Regions from separate parts of the Mus musculus genome. Here region 1 is linked to region 2. Evidence: chromatin loops called from intact Hi-C (ENCODE). Cell type or tissue: heart. All regions are shown on one strand. Links, peaks and the distances in the headings refer to the core of each region. The heading gives the core; the rest is flanking DNA.

Region 1 (10,116 bases), core at 957-8,956, 62 kb after region 2:
TCAATTAAAAATAAAAATGGAGGACCAAGGGGCTGGAAGATGGTGGCTCCGTGGCCAAGTGCTTGCCATTTAAGCTCATGAACCCGAGTTAGGCTCCTCAGAGGTCATGTAGGTGCTAGGTGGACATGGTGGCCCACTTGTAATTCCAGCCTCAGGAGGTGGACCGAGTTGGCTAGTGAGACTGACTAGTCTATGAGCTCTGGGTTTGATTAAAGACCCTGGCTAAGCTAGAAGAGTAACCGAGGGTACTCTTGATATGAATCTTGAGCCTCTACATGCAGGGACACACATACACCCATACATATCCCTTGCAACATATGCATCACACACACACACACACACACACATACACACACTCCTTTGCTATTGCCAGAGTGTATAGAAAGGAGTCTATTACCTTGACCTCATTAACCCTGGCCCCTCCCCCTTTCCTTCCTTGCAACCCCTCCCCCACCCCCCCACCCCCCCATTTCCTTTTGATAGGGTCTTAGGTAATGCAGCCTGGCTTTGAACTCTTCATGTATCTTGCCTTCTTATCTCAAGTTCTAGAATGGCTGGTACAGACCACCACAGTGGTTTATTTGAGGCTGGGGATTAAACCAAGCCTTTGTGCATGGTAAACACAGTACTAGCTGAGCCTCTTGCTTTGTCTGTTTAACATTTATTTATTTATTTATTTATTTATCTATCTATCTTTAAATCTGAGTTCCTTGTGGCCTGGGCTAGCCTTAGCTTGTTAGAGAGCCAAAGGTGGCTTTGAACTCCTAATCTTCCTGCTTCTGCCTTGTAAATGCTGAGATCCCAGGTGTGCCCCGCCCTGCCCCACTCTAGATCAGTATCAGCATGCAGAGGGTGAAGGGTCCTGGGAACCATCTGGAAACGTAGCCATGCCATGGCTTTCCCAGATTTTCTCTAGGGATGGGGGGGTCGATGCAGAGCCTCAATGTGCTGTCCAAACTAGCCCCAAAGTCTCAGCAATCCTCTTGCCTGAGCCTCCCAGCTGCTGGGATTATAGGCAAGAGCTGCCACACCTGACTGCTGAGTTCTTCCATCTTCTTTGTGGCATGCTTGGCCAGAGTGCAGGCACTCCTGAGACAGCTTGGCTGTGACTAACACTGACAGCATTGTTCTCATTGAATACCTCCGATGGCTCTTTTTACTGTAACTGGCTTCACGTGTCAGCTGGCTACAAACTGCAAGACTGGGCACCGCTCTCTGATCGTCCATGTTCTCACAGAATAGTGTGGGCTTTTATTTTAAAGATTTACTTGTAATTATTCCTGAGTTCTCTATGGGGGAGCATACTGTGTATGCGCATGTATGAGCACAGGTGTCCACAGAATGCACGCCTACAAGGAGGTGTTGGAGCCTTGCTGGGATTACAGGTGGCAAGCACTCCTTACCGCTAAGCCATCTCTTCAGTCTGTTGCACTTTTTTTAATTGAGCTGATTAAAAATCTAGATTTCCAACTTTTCTAGAGAAACAGGAAATCAAAGTGAGTTCTATCTTCTTTGTGGCATGCTGGGCCAGAGTGCAGACACTCCTGAGACTGCTTGGCTGCGACTAACACTGACAGCATTGTTCTCATTGAATACCTCTGATGGCTCTTTTGACTGTAACCAGCTTTTGCCCTCTCTGGATCTGAGTTCTTGGTCTTCCTCTCTTTACAAAAAAAAAATTATTAGGTTTTATTTATAACGTTTGTGAATTTGTATATTATGGTTGTTCGGAGGACAGAAGATGGACTGAAAGAGTTGGCTCTCCCACCATGTGGATCCTGGAGATGAAGCCCAGGTCATCAAGGTTTTGTGGCAAGTGCCTTTATCCCTGAGCCATCTGGTCAACCCCACCCACAGCACTCCTTTTTCTAGTCCAGGTTCTTCACCTCAGGGCACCATTGGTGACTCCTCTTCTCTCTTGCCGTGTTTGGTTTTGGGAGGGGGTTATTTCTTGAGGACTGTCTCTGCTAAAAGTGGTCAATGGAGACCACCACATAAAGGAGCTTGTTCCCTGCATCAGAGAAGGGAATTTCTCATCTGGGAAATGTTATTACCTCACAAGTATGAAGGTCTGTGCCCTGATACCCAGAACCCATGTAAAAAGCTATGTGCTTTTACCTGCAATCTCAGCAATGGCAAGATGGGTGACAGAGGCAGCTGGATCCCCGGAGCTCACTAGTCACCTAGCCTGGCCTGCTTACGGGTTCCCAGTCAATGAGAAACAAAAGTGGAGCCATGTGAAGATGTAGATGATATTGTCTTCCCCAAACACTGAGACACTCACATATCCATGGCATGTGTGCACATGTGAGTATACTCTACATGTGTACATGAACATACTCTACATGTGAGTGTAGAAGGGAAGAATCTTCCCCATGTGTTCAAATGGCCAAGGACATTATTTTAGCCATTGGCTAACTCTCTGGTAGGCAATAGAACCGTCTTAACCACTCACCGCTAAGGGCTACAACCAAGTACCTTCTGTGCCCTCCACTCCAAAGGAGCCTAAAAAATAATGTTGCCTGTGGAGCAAGATTTAGTCAGCCTGCAGTTGAGTTTCTAAGTCTTTGGACTGTATAGTAAGACCAAGAATAGTCTGCCCCAGTGGTTCTCAGCCTTCCAGTTGCTGTGACGTTTAATATTGTTCCTCATGTTGTAGTGATAGCACCCACCCAATCCCAACCATAACATTATTTTTGTTGCTACTTCATGACTGTAATTTTGCTACTGTTACGAATCACACTTTAATATCTGAAGTCACAATATCTGCTATGTGACCTCTTATAAAAATGTCTTCTGACCCCAAAGGAGATGTGACCCACAGGTTGAGGACCACTGGTCGACTCTCTCAGAGAAAATGCTGGAGGACTAGAACTGTTCAGCATGAGCTGAGGGGAGAAACAGAATAGACTGTTTGAGTAAGTCACAGTATTCTACCGTCTTGGGGTATCCTGCCTAGGACAGCAGTGGGTGAAGGAAACTCATCTGGGTCCTGGTTCTCAGGGGAGGTAGGGAGAGAGAGAGAGAGAGAGAGAGAGAGAGAGATCTACCATCCTTCCCACAAAGCGTTCAGTCCTTGGACTCCTGCATCCTCCCCGCTCAAGCGAGTAAGATCTTGAGGATTGGGTATGGTTGTTGACTTGGAGTCAGAGGAAAACAAGGGAACATGGGCAGAGTTTGGGAAGCCCAATGATTTGTGCCCTAAACTGCTTGGTGTGGACCAAACAGGTCCTGAATGATGGGGAGACCAGAGTTACCTCTAATGTCAGGAGCCATGGCAGGGTAACGCAAGCAGGAAAGCCCCAAGGTCAAATTCCACACATCTGAACCCACACTTTGTTCCCATTGTAAAGTCCCCAGCTTGCTTCACTGCACCAGTCCGAGTCTCCTGTCTGAAAATTCATTCTAAGAATCGCATCTGCACATCTAGCTGGGCATCCTACCTTGAACAGTTAAAAATCAGATCTGCTTTACTGCTAATTTTAGAAGGAACTGGGCTGACCTTCATTCCGCTGTTGCTAACTGGAGCCCCGTTACCTGGGTGACTGGATTCACAATATGTCAGTATGCAAATCCCATCTGCCCAGGAGGAGAAGGCAAGAAAGGCCTTGCTCCTCCTGGAGCTGCCAGGAGGATCTGGAAACAGTTCTGGAGTGGGCTGGCGGGCGGGCGGAGGGTCCTGGAACAGAAGGAAATAGGGAAAGGACAGGAGGTGGCTAGAGCCTTGTCTTCCCTGCCTTTATCACCTTCAGGACTTTGCTCTGGGGCAGAGTGAGGATGGTTGCGTCTAAGGGCTTACATTCTTTTTGCATTTCTTCAAAGGTGAAATAGTCACTTTACTGGGCCATAAAACATTTTTTGAGTCATTAGAATGGTCGAGTTAAGACGTTGTTGCGTTTGTAGGTGCATTCATGGGTGCATTCGTGAGTGCCTGTTTGTGCACATGTGTGGCACCATGGCACACAATGGCATCAGAATAACCCGAAGGGATCTGTTCCCTCTATCCAACATGTAGGTCCTGAGGATTGAACTCCGGCTGTCTGGCTTGGCTGCAAGCCCCTCTGTCCTGTCGCACCCGTTTCAGGAGCTCCACTTACTGAAGGCTTTGCTTCTGTGGCACTGCTGGGAATCACATTTCTCACTGGTGGGGGAGCCAAGCTCTACGGAATAGACAGGTCAATTCATGTGACATCTCCCTCTCGTCTGCTGTCAGGAGAAAGGGCTTTTTCTCCCAGGAGGGTTTGTATCCAGCTCTTGTTGGATACAGTGTTTCTGGCTGGTGGTTCAACTCAGTCACCTTCAGATACATTCAACCCTGAAGGCAGGGACACTCCCTTGTTCCCTTTCATGAAATTGCTGTCACATCAGCTGTCATCCCCAGGAATCCCTCCCTGCCACCCACACATTTTTCTGAGTCCAAATGGGATGGACTCATTAATTTTAATTTATACTTCAAACCTCAAGGACACCCAGGAGTGAGCATGCCTTATTTAATACTTGTGCTGGGTTTGTCAGGGAGGGGAACTTGGGTGCAGGGAGGAGACCTCCGACTTTTGGTTTCTAATGTTGGACACCCTCGGTGACTTTCCCTGCCTTCTCCACAGTCTCTTTCTCTTTCTCCTTAGCTCTTTTCTCTCTCAGCTCATTAAAAAAGTTTTTTTTCTCCTAGCACTGCTAAAAAACCATCAGCAACAGGCAGGTGTGGAGAAAGTCACTTCCCTTCCCATGATCCTTATGCCCAGACCTAGAAGTGGCCTTCCTTCTGGCTCATAAACATGGAGACAATGACCAAGGGATCCTGGAGTTTACTACTTAACTAGCTTGGTGACCACAGACAAGTTACCTAACCCTTCCAAGAACCAGTTTCTTCATGAGTCAAACAGTGATATAGATACTACTGTAGCAGAGCTGCTGGGAGGACTCAGCGCGTGGGGTCTAAATCCTGGAACTCCTTGCTGGGCCGAGAGCAGCCTGCACAGGATGGAGCAGGTTTTATAAAGCTTCCTTCCCTGCCTTGGCAGGAAGTTCCACTGTTAAGAAAGTGCATTTCCAGGATTGGCTTGGCTTACAGGCTATCTCTCCCCTTCCTTTTCCTTTTTTTGGGGGGTCTGGGGGTGTGTGTGGCTCACGTAGCCCCTCCCTGGCCTCAAACTTGCTGTGTGATGGAGGAGAACTCTAATCCTCCTGCTGGAGTTACAGGAATGGACCACCTCTTGCAGTTTATGGGGCTGGGAATGGCAACCAGGGCTTCCTGTGTGACTGGCAGTCTACCAACTGCCACACACACCCAAGCCTGTCCTGCCTCAAGGTCAGTTCTCAATGCCCTTCCCCCAAGGCCATGCTAGGGGTGGTGGGGATGAGATGGGCAGGGGCATGCCGTTTCCCAACCCTGCATACTCAAGGTCTGCACAGCTTTGCGCCTGCAATTTCATCAGTCACATTAGTCGGTACAATTCGTTTTCAAATCTGTGTAACATAAAAATGCCCCAAGACTGCAAAGTTTCAGGGGGTATTTGTTCAGTGAGCCATATTTGCCCAAGTATAAGGCAGTGATGTGAAGACCGGAGGCTAGAAATTTAGCCACTTGCTGGGCATTCTTGTTTGCGTGAGTGCCTTTGTGTGTGCATGTGTGTGTATGAGAGCGCATGCAAGTGTATGTGTACAGATGTGACAGCCAACAGTCAACATCGAGTGTGTTGCTCTACTGCCCCTCACTCACCCTTGTATTTTGAGACAGGGCTTTTCATCAAATGCAGAACTCACCAACTGGCTAGGAGCTCCTAGAATCCTCTTCTCTGCCTCCTGGCTTTGAGACTGCCGGCACGCTGTCCTGGTTTGCTTTTTAGGGCGTGCCGGGGGTCCAAGCTCAGGTCTTTGGCTTACACAGCAAGCATTTTGCTGACTGAACCCTTGCCTTAGCTGACATTCTTGCTTTTACAGATAATTTAAAGCTATCTACATTGCTGGGCAGTGGTCTTAGGTGACCCTTGTGAAAAGGTCATTTGACCTCTGAAGTGGAGGGGGTTTGTCTCAATCCCTAGGTGAGACCCTCTGATCATAGCAGCGTGATTCCTAACAGAAGATGTAAGTCACACCAAATGCCCATCAGCAGGGGATGGGCAAACAAAACGTGGTGCGCCCATATTGTGGAATAATAACTAACCAGTAATGAAAGGGGAAGTACTGACTCTTTGGCTACAATATGATTGAAGCTTAAAAGATGGCAACCAGACGTGAAAGGATAAGTACTGTATAGTTCATTTATAAGAAATATTCCAAATAAGCACTTTCATAGAAATGGAAAGTGGTTACTGTGCCTGGGATGGAGGGCAATGGGAAGCAACTGTTCAAGAGTCTGGGGTCTCACTGGGGTGAGGAAAACAGAGAATTAGGTATGTGTGCCAGGGGCACACCTCAGAAGTGAACTCAAGAGCAGGGAATTGTGTTCCTTAACAAGTATGAGCAGCTGGGCTGGAGAGAAGGCTTAGAGGTTAAGAACACTAACTGCCCTTCCAAAGGCCCTGAGTTCAATTCCCAGCAACCACAGGGTGGCTCACAACCATCTGTAATGGAATCTGGTGCCCTCTTCCAGTGTGTCTGAAGAAGACTACCGTGTACCGTATAAAATAAATAATTCTTTAAAAGCCATTTGTTTATTCCTTTAAAAGAAAGTGCGGGTAGCATCTATAACAACAAGTAGTCCAGGGATTGGAGTCTGTTCCCAGGTGACTTTCTGAAGAACATAGGCTTCCTAAAGTAGAAGAGTGATGGCCCATAAGGAAAGCCAAGGATCGGGAATGTTCTTGGGGGCACAACAGTAGAGGCTCTGAATCTGTCCCCAACACTACCAAAAAGAGAGGGAAGCAGGTGGAAGAGGCAGGGAAGGGAGGCAGGGCCGGGGAGAGGAAGAGCATAGCAGAGAGAAAGGTGGAGGAGGAGAGTAGGGGGGAGGGGAAAGGGAAGATTCTAAGGAAGAGATAAAGGAGATTTGCATGAGAAAGTGTGGCTCTGCCACCCCAGCTCTTTGAGTCTGTTAAATGCATGCAATTCATAAATAAATTCTGGTGGCCCCTCTACCTTCTGTGCTGTGGTTCTATAGTTTACCACAACGCTGGCTGGGCCATTGAGAGCATACCGACCCACCTACTGTGCTGGGCCATTGAGAGCATACCGACCCACCGACTGAGCTTCCGAATCTGAAATAGCAGTGCCTTTTCCGGTCAGGCCCACCTCCAGCACACTGGGCTCCCATGGTGATAATTCCCAGCTGCCTCCTTGAGTTGACCTTCCAGAGACTGACTTCTCTGCAATTGCCCTTGGGCCTTTTCAACCTCACCCACCCCACGGAGTTTACCAGTGTAGGACTCCAGAGCATTGCAGGGGACCTGAGTGCAAGTCTGCTGGCTTACATCAACGCTTGGGTGGATACCTCACCATCCCTGCTTCCTAGGAGAGGGTTTGGCTCCCAGGCACTGCCTCTTCTTCTTCTTCTTCTTCTTCTTCTTCTTCTTCTTCTTCTTCTTCTTCTTCTTCTTCTTCTTCTTCTGCTTCTTCTGCTTCTCCTCCTCCTCCTCCTCCTCCTCCTCCTCCTCCTCCTCCTCCTTCTTCTTCTTCTTCTTCTTCTTCTACTTTTTTTTTTTCTTTCTGTTTCTCGAGACAGGGTTTCTCTGTATAGCCCTGGCTGTCCTGCAACTCACTTTGTAGACCAGGCTGGCCTCAAACTCAGAAATCCGCCTGCCTCTGCCTCCCGAGATTAAAGGTGTGCGCCACCACACTTGGCTTCGTATGGTTCTAATAACAATAAGAGGCTATGTAACAAAACTAAGACTCCAGAGCTGATCTAAAGAATTCCATGGCTTCTTCTTGATGGTCATGATTCACAAAAGTGAGACCCGATAAGGGAGTGGAGAAACTGGGCCCTTCTACACTGCCAAGGGTAAAGAATTAAATGAGGGCCCAATGGAAGCAGTTTAGGGTGGGGTCCTCAAAACTTGGGTGTTCTTGGGTGAACAGACAGTGCTCGAAAGGAAACATAAACATATATATGGTCAATAAGTACATGGGGGGAATGTCAGCTTCCTCAGCTGTCTGGGGGATGCAGATCGAAACTACAGGGAGGGAGCTAGAGAGATGGCTTAGCAAATCCAGCATCCTCTTCTATCTCTGAAGGCAGCGCATGAATGTGTGTGTGCACGCACACACGCACACAATTATTCTGTTTTCAAGGAAGAAAAACTACATTGGGATTTTGAGATGCATCACACAGAAGGACTGTTCTTAAGGAAGTAACAAATGCTGGGAGGGAGTAGGGCAAAGGCGCTCTTGTTCACTGCTGGTGAGAATGGAAGTAAGTCCAGCTACTGTGGAAAGCAGTATGGAGGCTCCTGAGAGAACTGAAGAAAGGGCTTTGATGTGATCGGGAGGGACCACTCCTGAGAGCACACCAGATGGGTTCTAAGTCGGCTTGCCATAGAGGTCCGCGCACCAAGGTGCCTGTTGCTGTGCTCCTCTGAATCAGCCCAATTCTAGGAACCAGTCTGGCGGGTCCATCAACAGACGAATGAATAAAAGATGTGCAAACACAATGGAATTTTATTCAGCTCTGAACAATAATGAAGTGAGGACATTTGCTGGGGAACGGCAGAATTGAGGATCATCGTGTTACATGAAATAAGCCCGGCCCAGAAAGGCAAATAGCACACGATTCTCTCCTAAGCAGCAGCTAGATTTAAGAGAACGTGATGATGGAAGAGAGATACTTAACAGCGGGAAGGAGACAGATGATGGATATGGAAGAGTGAATGCTACCAGAGTACATTGCACACGTGTGAATGCCTCATAACGAAACCTTTGTACAATTCATACATAGGAATAATTTTTTAAAAGATAAGTGTAAATGGCCTGTGGGATAACTCTGCTAGTTAAAGGCACCTTCTACCCAGCCCTCCTGAGGTGATGGAGAGACCCAACTCCCATAAGTTGCCCTCTAAGCAGAGGCTCATGCATGTGTACTCTCACTGAATACATAGAATATCTTAAGAACTTAAACTTGGAGCAGGAGAGATGGCTCAGAGGTAAAGAGCACTGACTGTTCTTCCAAAGATCCTGAGTTCAATTCCCAGCAACCACATGATGGCTCACAACCATCTGTAATGGGATCTGATGCCCACTTCTGGTGATGATGATGAAAGTCTTTGGGCTCACAGTTTCACGTGGCACAGTCCATCTTGATAGGAAGGCGTGGCAGCAGGAGCGGGAGGCAGCTGATCTCCCTGCAGCATCACCGGCCCAGCATCACTGGCTGGAAGCACAGAGTTCCTCCCATCATTTCTCCTTTTCATGGCATCTCTAACTCCCCAGCCCATGGAATGGTGCCACCCACATTTAGGATGTGGTTTCTCACCTAGTTAACACAGTCTAGTCTTTCCCTCATGGGCATGCACTGACGTCTGTCTCCTAGACCACTCTTGATCCTGTCAGGCTGATAATCAGTATTAACAACCACAGGTCTATGAAGACTCCCGTGCCTGGGGAACCAGGTCCCTCCTCCAAAACAGGGCGAAGAAAGCCACTGAAACCTTCCAGGCTCAGCTCTTTAGATTGAACTTGTCATCCCCTCTCCCCTAGTCACCTGAAGTGACTTGAACCACAGTCCACGTGCTCCACCAAGCGATTCTGTGGCCTACAGATACTCTCAAGATGGCGGCTTGAATCTCTCTTTCACATTAAGAACCACCACTGATCGACCACACTCACCCAGTGTTTCTCTTTGCATTCCATTTCCCTTCCTGCTCTCCCAAGGTTTCCTAGACATGGAACTGCAAGCCTACATCTGCCCCTAGCTGTTCTTCAGCTCCTATTGACTTCCCTGGTCACCCAGAGAGAGGGTTTCCTAAGTCCTCGGCAGGGGCCAGTTGTTTCATAAGCAGCTTCTTTTGTTCTAAAAAGACCCTGTTTAGCCTAGTGTGAGGGCCTCTCCCTTGGGAACACTTGATAGCAGGCTGAGGTACGAAGATGAACACTGACAAAGCAGGCACAAGTAAACGGCAGGTCCTGGAAAAGCCCCATCTCGTCTTGGGATTGGCTGTGCGCCTTTCTTCCATAGCCAATGCAAGC
Region 2 (10,116 bases), core at 1,049-9,048:
ATCCTTCTGAATTTGCCTACGTCATGCTGGGATTGTAGGTACATACCTCCACTCCTGACCCTACCAGGATAAATTAGTTGTATAAAATGATGTAGTTGCTGTGCAGTGGTGTGCAGCACTCGGGAGGCAGAGGCAGAGGCAGAGGCAGGGGGATCGCTTGAGTTTGAGGATAGCCTGGTAAATAGAATAAATGCTAGGATAACCAGGGCTACACAGAGAAACCCTCTTTTAATCCCCCAGCCTCCAAAGGCATTTAGGGTTACAAGATGGCTCAGTGGGTATGGATGGGCACTTGCTGGCAAGCCTTACACATGACAGGCTGTCGATCCCTAGGGCCTACATACACAATAAATAAAGTGTAGCCCAGGCTGACCTTGAAGTTTCTACGTAGCCCAGGCAGGCCTGGAACCACTGATCCCCTGTTTTCACCTCCCAGCTGGTGAGTTGCAGGGGTGTCCCCCCATCCCAGCTGCATTTTGATTTCTCCCTAGGCTCCTGTCAATGTCTGTGGGTTCAGTGTCTGGTACTGCTCTCGGGGGTATGGGGGAGGGGGCAGGGAGGTGCTTTGTTAGACTTATTCAGATGCTATTTTTTAGTATGGTCACTTTGTGACACAAATGTGTCTAGACACATACATAGTAATGGTTCAAACTCACTCATGGCCCTGTGTGTGTGTGTGTGTGTGTGTGTGTGTGTGTGTGTGTGTGTGTAGTGTCAATGGTGAGGCCAGAGCAGGGCATCAGGTATCTTCTCTCGCTTTCCCTGAGTTATTATTATTTATTATAGTCTCTCATTGAACTCTCACCACTGCACAGCAAGTACATCATTGAACTCTCACTGTTTCAGCCAGACTGGCTGCTCAGCAAGTCTCCAAGTTCAAACCACCTCCCATCCCAGCCTTGAGCTCTAGCACTGGATTCCAGGACAGGTTGCCATGATCTGCTTTTACATAGGTGCTGGGGATTTGAACTCAGGTCCTCTTACCCACTGAGTCACTTTCTCAGTCCCCTCTCCCTGCTCTGTTTTAAGTTAAGGCCTTGGGCTAGAGAAAAGGCTCAGCAGTTAAGAGCACTGACTGCTCTTCCAGAGGTCCTGAGTTCAATTCCCAGCACCCACATGGTGGCTCACCACCATCTGTAATGGAATCTGGTGCCCTCTTCTGGTGTGTCTGAAGACGGCTACAGTGGACTCATACACATAAGATAAATCTTAAAACAAAAAAACAAAAAAGTCTCGATCTTGCTGTGTGGCACTGGCTGGCCTGGCTGGTCTTGAATTCAGGCTTGTCTACAGCATCCTGCTTTCCATATCCCTTTAAAATGTTATTAGGCCCACTTAGAAGGCCAGGTCACCAAGAAGCTTCGTCCCCGGCCTGCCACACAGAATAGTCTTCCTGGGGCCTTAGCGGCTGCTGGCTGTTCTTTCAGAGTACTCCAGGGGAGGGGAGACTCTGGGCTGCAGGAATGGAATTGTATTGCAGTCCTGGCAGAGGCCCACCCTCCGTGGATGGATTTCTCCAGGCTTGCTCTGTGAAAGCATTTGGGATTTCGATCAAGCACTTTGTTTTAATTAAACTGATGAACTACTGTGCAAAATTCAGGTGCAGTGGCAGCACCCTGTTGGGCATCCATCTCTCAGGAAGCCTGGTCTTTTGTCTTGGTCACATGAGGTTCTGGTCGGGCTTAGACGTGCAATAGGTACAGATTGGTTGTTTTTTTTTTTTTTTTTTTTTTTTTTTTCCTAATTGAAATCAAGGCCAAAGGACGTGTGTACACAATGTACAATCTGTCACGTCAGGCTGCGACTTGGGCTTTCCCTACTTCACAGCGGTGCCGTCTTTGGAATTGGCATTTTCCTGGCTAGAACTTTGTGGTCAGATACTCCATTTCGATGCTGGGTAACCAGTCGATGGCCAGCTAGCTCCCAGTTAGTCTTGAGACCAGGCTCCTGTGTATCGTCAGGACACAGCTCTCTGTAAGCTGAGGAGGCTCAGAGTTAGTTTGTTTATACTGTGTGACCAAAGCATATCTAATATGCCTAGTGAATGTTTTCTAGGTCTGTGTTTCCCAAGTAGTATTTTCAATATCTGTGGTATTTTTAAAAAAATATTTCATCTCATATTGTATTGATAGGGATTCTTGCAGGGTTGTATATATTTCCTTTATGTTGCAAGAAGACTATTATGGCTTACCCAACAATATCTAAACATTCTTTGCTACTCTTACTTCTTCTTCTTGTTTTCGATACAGGGTTTCTCTGTATAACCCTGGCTGTCCTAGACTTGTTTTATAGACCAGGCTAGCCTCAAACTCACGGAGATCCACCTGCCTCTGCTTCTGCCTCCCGAGTGACAGGATTAAAGGTACACCACCACAACTGGCTTACCCTTCCTTTTTGAGACTGAGTCCCTTTAGCCCAGGCTGGCCTTGAACTCCCTATGTAGCCCAGGCTGCCCCTGAACTTCTGACAGGTGCCAACAGACCTAGTATAGGTGGTGCTAGAGCTTAGTGCTTGCTAAGTAAGTACCCTGCCAACTGAGATGCATCCCTAGCCCTGCTTTGTTGTTGTTGTTGTTTTAAATTTTTGAAACAGGGTCTTATTCTATAACCTAGGCTGTACTTGAACGTTAGCAATCCCCCTGACTCAGTCTCCCAAGTTCTTGGGCTGGTTTTGAACCTAAGACGCTCCTGCTCACAATCCTGAGGTTAGAGGGTGGAAACTGAGCCAGGGTCTTCTGCCAAGACCAGCAAGTGCTTTTAACTGCCGAGCCATCTCTCCAGCTCTTACATTCAACATTTTAATGAATACATAAAAGGTATCAGGTTCTGTCATGGTTCTTCTCCTGGGTAATTGATGAGCCTCTTAGTGTTGATTTTTTAAAAATCAAGCACTCTATTTAGTTAATAAAGCAACCCGGGACAGGATTGAAAGCAGCTGTGTTTGCCGTGGGCATGGCTGTTACGTGGCCACACATGCAGAAGCAAAGGTTTAGAGACCAAAGGATGACTCCTCTCTGCCTGGCTACCAGGGGCAGCCACGGCTTTGGTTCCTAGGAGTTGCTGGATATATGTCGTAGGTCTCAGAGACCATTCTGTGAGGCCGATAATTAAGGAAGCTAAGGTCTCATAAAAATGAATATGGTCTCCCATTTGAGCAAAGGACATGCGACATCACACCTTCACATTTCATTCACTTCTTCATAGGCGAATTAAAAGCTCCATATGTATTTATGGTGTACTACGTGGTATGTATGTGTGTATATATGTGTGTGTATATACAATGATTAATTTTTACTTTATATTAATTTTTAGGACACGATCTTGCTGTATAGTTTAGGCTCCTATGCAACTCTCAATCTCCTGTCTCTACTTTCAGACTGCTGGGATTCCAGGTGTGTGTCTTGCCCCTAGGATATTAACTGAATGGCTGACTGATTGATTGGTGTGTGTGTGTGTGTGTGTGTGTGTAAAGGTCAGAGGACAATCTGAAGTGTTGATCCTAGAATCTCTTGCTTGTGTATAAATCATCCAGTGTTGAGTAAAGAAGGAGATAATAGCGATGAATGGCCAGTAAAAAAATAAACAAATCGGTATTCATGCTTGTCATCCCAGCATTCAGGGTATCAGGTGTTCGAGGCCAGCCTGGGTGTCATAGCCAGACCTTGTCCCAAACAGTAAAGTAGGGGTAGGGAGATCCTTCAGCTGAAGTGCTTGCTGTTTGGGTAGAGCGATTGTGTGTATGCTTGTGGGTGTGTGCATGCAACATCAGATGCCCATGGAAGCCAGAAGAGGGCATTGGATTCCTTGGAATTGGAGTTAGGAGTGGTTGTCAGCCACTCAAGGAGGATGCTGGGAACCAGACAAGGGACCTGCAAGAGCTGTGTGTACTCTTAACTGCTGAGCCATCTCTCGAGCCCAAGTAGATATTAAGTTTGAACGGGCCACTTCTGAGGCAAGTGGGAAGAAAATGCAAATAATCTATTGACTTTACACAGGTGACCGCGGGGCTGGCTGCCTGTGCCTTTAAGGGGAACCCAAAGGAGGTTTTTATCTCTGGGTAAAAGACTTAACTGTTTGCTGAAAACCTCAACAATCAAGATAAACAGTGTGGAGGCTTCCTAGGTTGTATCAGAGGCTAGCTCTTCCTCCCGCTCTGTGAACACACCTACTTCCGTTCGGCTGCAGTAACTGATTTCCTGTGTAGTCAGAGCCTCTTTCCTGGGCCTGGGTAGGGCCGTAGTTAACCATTGCTGTACTTCCGCTGCTCAGAGCAGCATAGCTTTCTGTCTAGATGCCAGGGCCTGCAGGTTTCCACTTGCTAACGTCTTCTCTCTGGAATGCATTTTCCACACCTGATGATTCACCAGCGCCATCCCTTACTTGCTGTCGTTCACAGCATCCACAGAGGAGTTTGGGTTGGGTCCTGGGAGACCGGAAGTTAGCAGAGGCAGAGTGGGACTCTGGGCAAGGGACACGGGTTGCCAGTGAAGATTAGCGCCTGCAACCCGGAAGGCGGCTCGGCTCCTTGGTTCAGTTGGGTCAGGCAGATGGAAGCAAGCATTGCCAGCCTCTCTTTTAGTCTGCTATATAACTGCTAGACTGGAGAGCTGAGCGCTTGCTTCAATTACTCTTTTTCCTTGTCCTACGAATGCAAAAGAGGATGAGGGAAAAATGACAGAAGTGTGTCACTAAAATAACTTATTAGACTTTGGGATTCTTAGTCATTGCTAATGGTTGGGACTTTGAATATTCATTAGTGCACCCTGCTGTTTGGAGAGTGCACGAGGCTCTCTCCGTGTGTGTGTGTGTGTGTGTGTGTGTGTGTGTCTATGGATTTGAGCTCTGCCTTTCCACTTAATTAGTTAGGAACTCATTGAATGGGGAACAGAGTGATACGAAGGAACAGGAGAATGGGCTCTTTGTCCCTGGATCCTTTTGTGACTTCCTTGGGTAGAAACGAATTCTGCTCACCCTGAGCCAAGTTGGAGCTTCCTTCTGTGCTGTTTCTGCCCTTGCTCATTTCAGCCCTAGATGTGTTTCTGGCTTCTCCTGGGTCAAAATCCTCTCGCTGACCTCTCACCGTCACTTAGGACTCTCCTTCCTCAGGGATTTCTCTGACATGGCAGGGAACATTGGCGTCTGAGTGAGGCAAAGGAAAATATGAACTCTTGTGTAGGTTCTCATCGGATCGACTCCTGCATCGTGAAGCAAATGGACAGGGAGGGCTGTTGTAGTTTGTCAAAAGACCCTCTCTCACAAAGACCACAGAGACCACCATCATTGCAAAATGCATGAGGATTTTATTACTTATCCAACATGTTGGGGAACCCCCTGTCAGCACGCAGGCCGGAGGAGAGACCCAGAACAAAGAGAGAACACACTTTTATACCTTTGTAAGGGCCAGATATAGGCACCAGGGTAGTCTGGCTTATTTTAATTGGTGTAACCAATAACCTTTTTGGACATTGGTTGGTTTGTATAGGGTGACTCTCATTTTGTCTGTCCTTGTGGTTTTTAGCTTGAGGTGGGGGGGCAGGATAATTGTTAATCTTGTTCTGGTGGCTGTAATCTTAGAAGTTTTGACCGTTAAAACTATGTTTCTGTATTTGTTTAGTGAGTCCTTTTTTTTTTTTTTTTTTTTTTTTTAAATCTGGTTCTGTACTTGGCCTGTTAGTACAGTTTGGAAAGTACTTTTGAGCGGGAAGGTACTGGGTAGTCTTGAATTTATTTTGGATATTACAGGGTTAAGGAAGAGCTGAGGGGCGTTCCAGTCACAAATGGGATAGCTTGATAGAAGTAGTAACAGTGTGTCCTTTTAAGTTGGAGAATCTTTGTGGCGGATTCCTTATGTATAGTTATATTAGCTTATATAATTATAGTTATATTTTGTTATTATAGTTATTTTGAATGTGTGTATATATTTGGTGTGTGTGCGTGTGTGTACCAGTGTGCGTGTCTCCTGGAGTATCATCCACTTCCTTTAAGATAGGCTCTCTCATTGACCTGGAGCTCAACAATTAGCCTAGACTGGCCAGCAAGCCCAGATACCCACTTATCGCCGAGTCCTCAGCACTGTAATTAGAGACAAGCACAGCTTCTGGCATTTTCTCTCGTCTTCCAGGGACTCAGCCCTCAACGCTTGCAAGACCAGTGCTTCATTGGCCGAGCCATCTTCCCGGAACATATTTTTTTCCCCCATTTACTTTAATATTTAAAACATACTGCGTTCAAGTAATATTGATCTGCATATTTGATCCCCTTAAATTTCGCACCTGAGGCAAATACCTCCCCCCACTCACCCTAATCCTGGCTCTGTTGCAAAAATTCACTCCCAGGCTCTCTGCGCAGCTGTCTTCCTCATAGATCCACAGCAATCATGGCTCTCACTGGCTCCTGATTGCAGAAGTAAAACCTAGCTCCCTTGGATCAGTATTCACCACACCCCTCTTATTCCCCTCACAGGGGTACCTATCCTGCCTGGCCCTGTGCCTTTTTTCTCTAACCACCTTCTAGCCTTTACTTGGGAGCTCCAATGCTCTTGCTTATGTCTGAATTGTACCCCTGTTCCCAAAATAGTCCTGCCTAGCTGCAGAATTCTACTTGCCTGCTTCTAGCCAGACCCCCCCTAGGCTGGCTTATTCGCCCTGCTTTCCTATCGGAAGCTCTGTGTTTCTGTCCTGTTCTTACCCTGGCTGTTGCATTCACCACTGGACGATGGTTTATCTGTTTACCTGTGCCCTCAGATCCGCTGCCAGTTCCTTGAGGAGACTGGCCAGGGCTTTTCATGTCAAACGGGTAAATGAATACAGTTGGGTCTGTGAGCTAAAAAGCAGCTTGTAGTTAGAAATGTCCTGCGATAAGCCATAGCTTGGCAGAGGGGAATCCCTGTGTAAATACATATATATAAATAATACATATATTTATTATTTTATGTGTGTGGGTGTTTTGCCTGCATGAATGTATGCCTATTGCATTTATACAGCGTCCACAGAGAACTGAACCCAGGACCTCCTGAAGAGCAGCCATCTCTAGCCTCTCTATCTTACTTTTTGAGACAGGGTTTCTCAGTAAACCTGAAGCTCAATGATTTTGCCAGACCGCCTGGCTGGCCAGTGACCTCTAGGGAACCTGTCAGTTCCAGCCTCCTCAGCCCGCACCTGTGTGCCTTGTTGGGGGTCGAACTTGAGTGGCCAGCACTATACCGACTAAAGCATCTCTCCAGCTCCTAGAGGATGGCAGTGGTGAGGATGATGAAGGTGGTGGTGGTGATGATGATGGTGATGGACATGACAACTGTGTCAACATTCAAATACAAACAAAGCAAACATAAAATAATGTGATTACCTACATTATAATCATCATCCTATCATACCAACCAACTCACAGCCAGTTTGGTTTCATTACATAGCTGCCCACCCTGGTTTTGTTTTGTTTGTGCGTGTGTTTTTGTTTCTTTTCCCCTGTTTTTGTTTTGTTTTGTTTTGTTTTGTTTTGTTTTTTTGTTTTTCTCTGCCAAAAAAAAAAAAAAAGAGCACTTCTGTTGATTTCAAAATCCAGGTTTGAAATTCCAGGTGGAGTTCACAAGGAATTTGGATCTTGGGTGGGCAAGCCCCCTGAAGCAAGTCATTTGGGGGAAATACTTGTCGTTTGTTTGTCTGTCTGTTTATTTGTCTGTTTTCCCCAGAGGATTGGAACTAAGAAGCTGTCTCAGGACATGAAGTCAGCAGGTTGGGAAGGAGACTGCTTCTTAGGCAAGAAGAGGCTGGCCACTTTGAAGGCTTACTTTTGAAATTAGAATGTAGGGCTTGGACCTTAGCTACTTCAGCAGAGTCTGCCAGCCCCAAGCACCTTGCTTGTCGATTGTGACAAGGGTGATTTTGTCTGTTTGCTTTTTTTTTTTTTTTTTTTTTTTTAAATTTAAGGAACACCAACCCAAGACTTTATAAAGTGGGGGCGAGATGAGAACACTCTGGTTTTCCGTGCTCAGCCTTGCCGAGGTGACCTGGCAACGAACTGTTTCCCTTTATCCCGCTGGATTTAATCCTTCTTCTGAGTAACAGAGCAGGGCTTTGTTTCCCGTGAGAGTGGATTTCTGCTACCAGGAGAATTAGCTGCCGGTTTATTCTCGAAGGTGCCTTCTGATGCAAGGAGCCTTTGGAGCTGTGCATAAATAGGGGCCATTGTTCGGGCATTTGGTGCAGAAGGTTTGAGTTGCTAGCCCGGTTCCAGTCGGCCTCCAGGTCGCTCTGACTGGCTGGTTTGTTTTTCTTTTCTCGCCCCGCCCCCCTCTCCTCCGGAGGCCACAGGTGGTCCTTCCCTCTAGATGGCTTTGGTCCCTGCATCTCACAGCTCACCCTGTTCTGGATCCTTTTCTGCCTAGAGACGAGAAGAAAAAAAAATTCCTCTGTGTCCGAATGAATTCGATTGACAATGAAAGAACTCGAAGTGAGCTTAGCCAAGGCACCGCAGAAATTGATTTGGGAAGGGTACGGCAAGGAGATAATTATGTTTCTGATTATTTTATTTGAGGGGGAAGTAATTAGAGATTGAACCTAATACCTTGCCCATGAAAGGCCAGTGGCTACCATGGAACTGTATCTGGGACTACCATATTCCTCAGACTCCAAACCCCAGGTTTTGCTATTTGGCAGCACTGGGCCATCACACACGTGAAACCAGCATCCCAAGTCTTTATTTGCTTGTTTATCACTTATAGTCAGGGTCTCATGATGTAGCCCAGGCTGGCCTTGAACTTGTGTCCTTCTGCCTCAGCCCCACACCCCCAAGTTGCTGGAATTATAGGCATTTATTATCATGCCTAGTTAATTATTTTATTCCTTAAACTTTTGACTGTATGAATCCCTGTCTCGGGGGATTTTTTTTTTTCCCTATATGAGGGGTGTGTGTGTGTGTACCATTGTGTGAGGGTGGGTGGGCGTGTGCCATGGTCACCTGCTAAGGTCATCAGAGGACAAATTTTGGGTGTGAGTTCTCTCCTTATACGATGAGATTCCCAGCAATCAAACTCGGGTTGTCAGGCTTGGCAGCAAGCGCCCTTAACCATGTGCCATTTTTAATTTTTTAATTAGAGATAAGAGAGGCAGAGGAGCCATGTTGAGCAAGCTGGTTCATTCTTTGTGTTTGAGAAGAGTTTAGAACAAGGACAGTCATTTAGGTGATCCCCTCTCCCCCACCCCCACTCCCACCCCCACCATGAGTCTACTGTGCAGGTCTGATCTCCACCCTCATTAACCACACCTCTTCCGGGACTTTGTCAGGCCCCTATACCCGGCCTTTCTTCCTCCTTCCATGGGCCCCTGCTTCCTGGGTGTCCGGTCCATACTTAGAGCTATAACTTACTGGTAAAACCTCTTTTATTGCCATCCAAAGTCAAAAAGGTACCACTATCTAGTGTTGTTATCTTTTTATTTTTTGGTTTTTCGAGACAGGGTTTCTTTGTCTAGTCCTGGCTGTCCTGGAACTCACTTTGTAGACCAGGCTGGCCTCAAACTCAGAAATCCGCCTGTCTCTGCCTCTCAAGTGCTGGGATTAAAGGCGTGCGCCACCACCGCCCAGCTAAGTGTTGTCAGCTTGAAATTCCAATCCCAAATTACAGCTAATCTGCCTAAATTGTCCTGTCAACTCTGGTTGTATTTGGATGTCGCTTGCCCACAGAAGTTAGACACTACTGCTAACCACCGGTTTCCAGTTGAAGACCACCTAGCTATGTGTGAAGGAGGTGAACGCCAGACCGTTTGTGTCTGCCTGGTTCAAAAGCCGACGTGGCCTCCAGATGACCCAAACTCATTATAATCCTATTATAACGATAAAGAGCATGCCCAGACAGTAGTACTGGAACATATCTTACCATGCCCTAATTAGTGAGGAAAGAGGCTGTATAATACCTGGAACCCAGATAATGATAAGACATCTGTAGAGTTGTCGTCTACAACACTTACAACACCCCCTCCTCACATTCTCCGTGATACATGGGTGTACACACACACACACACACACACACCACTCATACAGCCAATAATCACTAGACTTGCTTCTGATGCTGCTGCTGCAGACTGCTTGAAGCCTTGGATTAGGTTCTGTCAGTTTATCCGAAGTC

What was found. A loop is a pair of places that touch in the nucleus more often than their neighbours do. Peaks named below come from ENCODE experiments on the same cell type or tissue, not always from the same donor. Only the 100,000 strongest peaks of a DNase experiment are listed, where the experiment ranks them.
Region 1: a loop joins it to region 2, with 3 times the contacts of the local background. A loop is called at or near these places in 2 of 42 quality-filtered maps.

The regions. Positions count from the first base shown.
Region 1 is chr11:107,349,882-107,359,997 of GRCm38, reverse strand. All of the region lies in intron 1 of Pitpnc1 (phosphatidylinositol transfer protein, cytoplasmic 1), which reads left to right. Among named protein-coding and RNA genes, the nearest start is that of Gm11716, 19 kb to the right of the region's middle. In heart, for the core only: no CTCF peak of the experiment used is centred there; DNase peaks (open chromatin) are centred at 4,987 and 5,127; H3K27ac peaks cover 2,634 bases.
Region 2 is chr11:107,411,509-107,421,624 of GRCm38, reverse strand. The region is part of intron 1 of Pitpnc1 (phosphatidylinositol transfer protein, cytoplasmic 1); the gene reads left to right. Gm11713 (a long non-coding RNA gene) reads right to left here. Exons shown (of 2, transcript XR_389089.4): 2 at 7,889-8,375. Among named protein-coding and RNA genes, the nearest start is that of Gm11713, 6.2 kb to the right of the region's middle. In heart, for the core only: no CTCF peak of the experiment used is centred there; a DNase peak (open chromatin) is centred at 4,204; H3K4me3 peaks cover 795 bases; H3K27ac peaks cover 3,012 bases.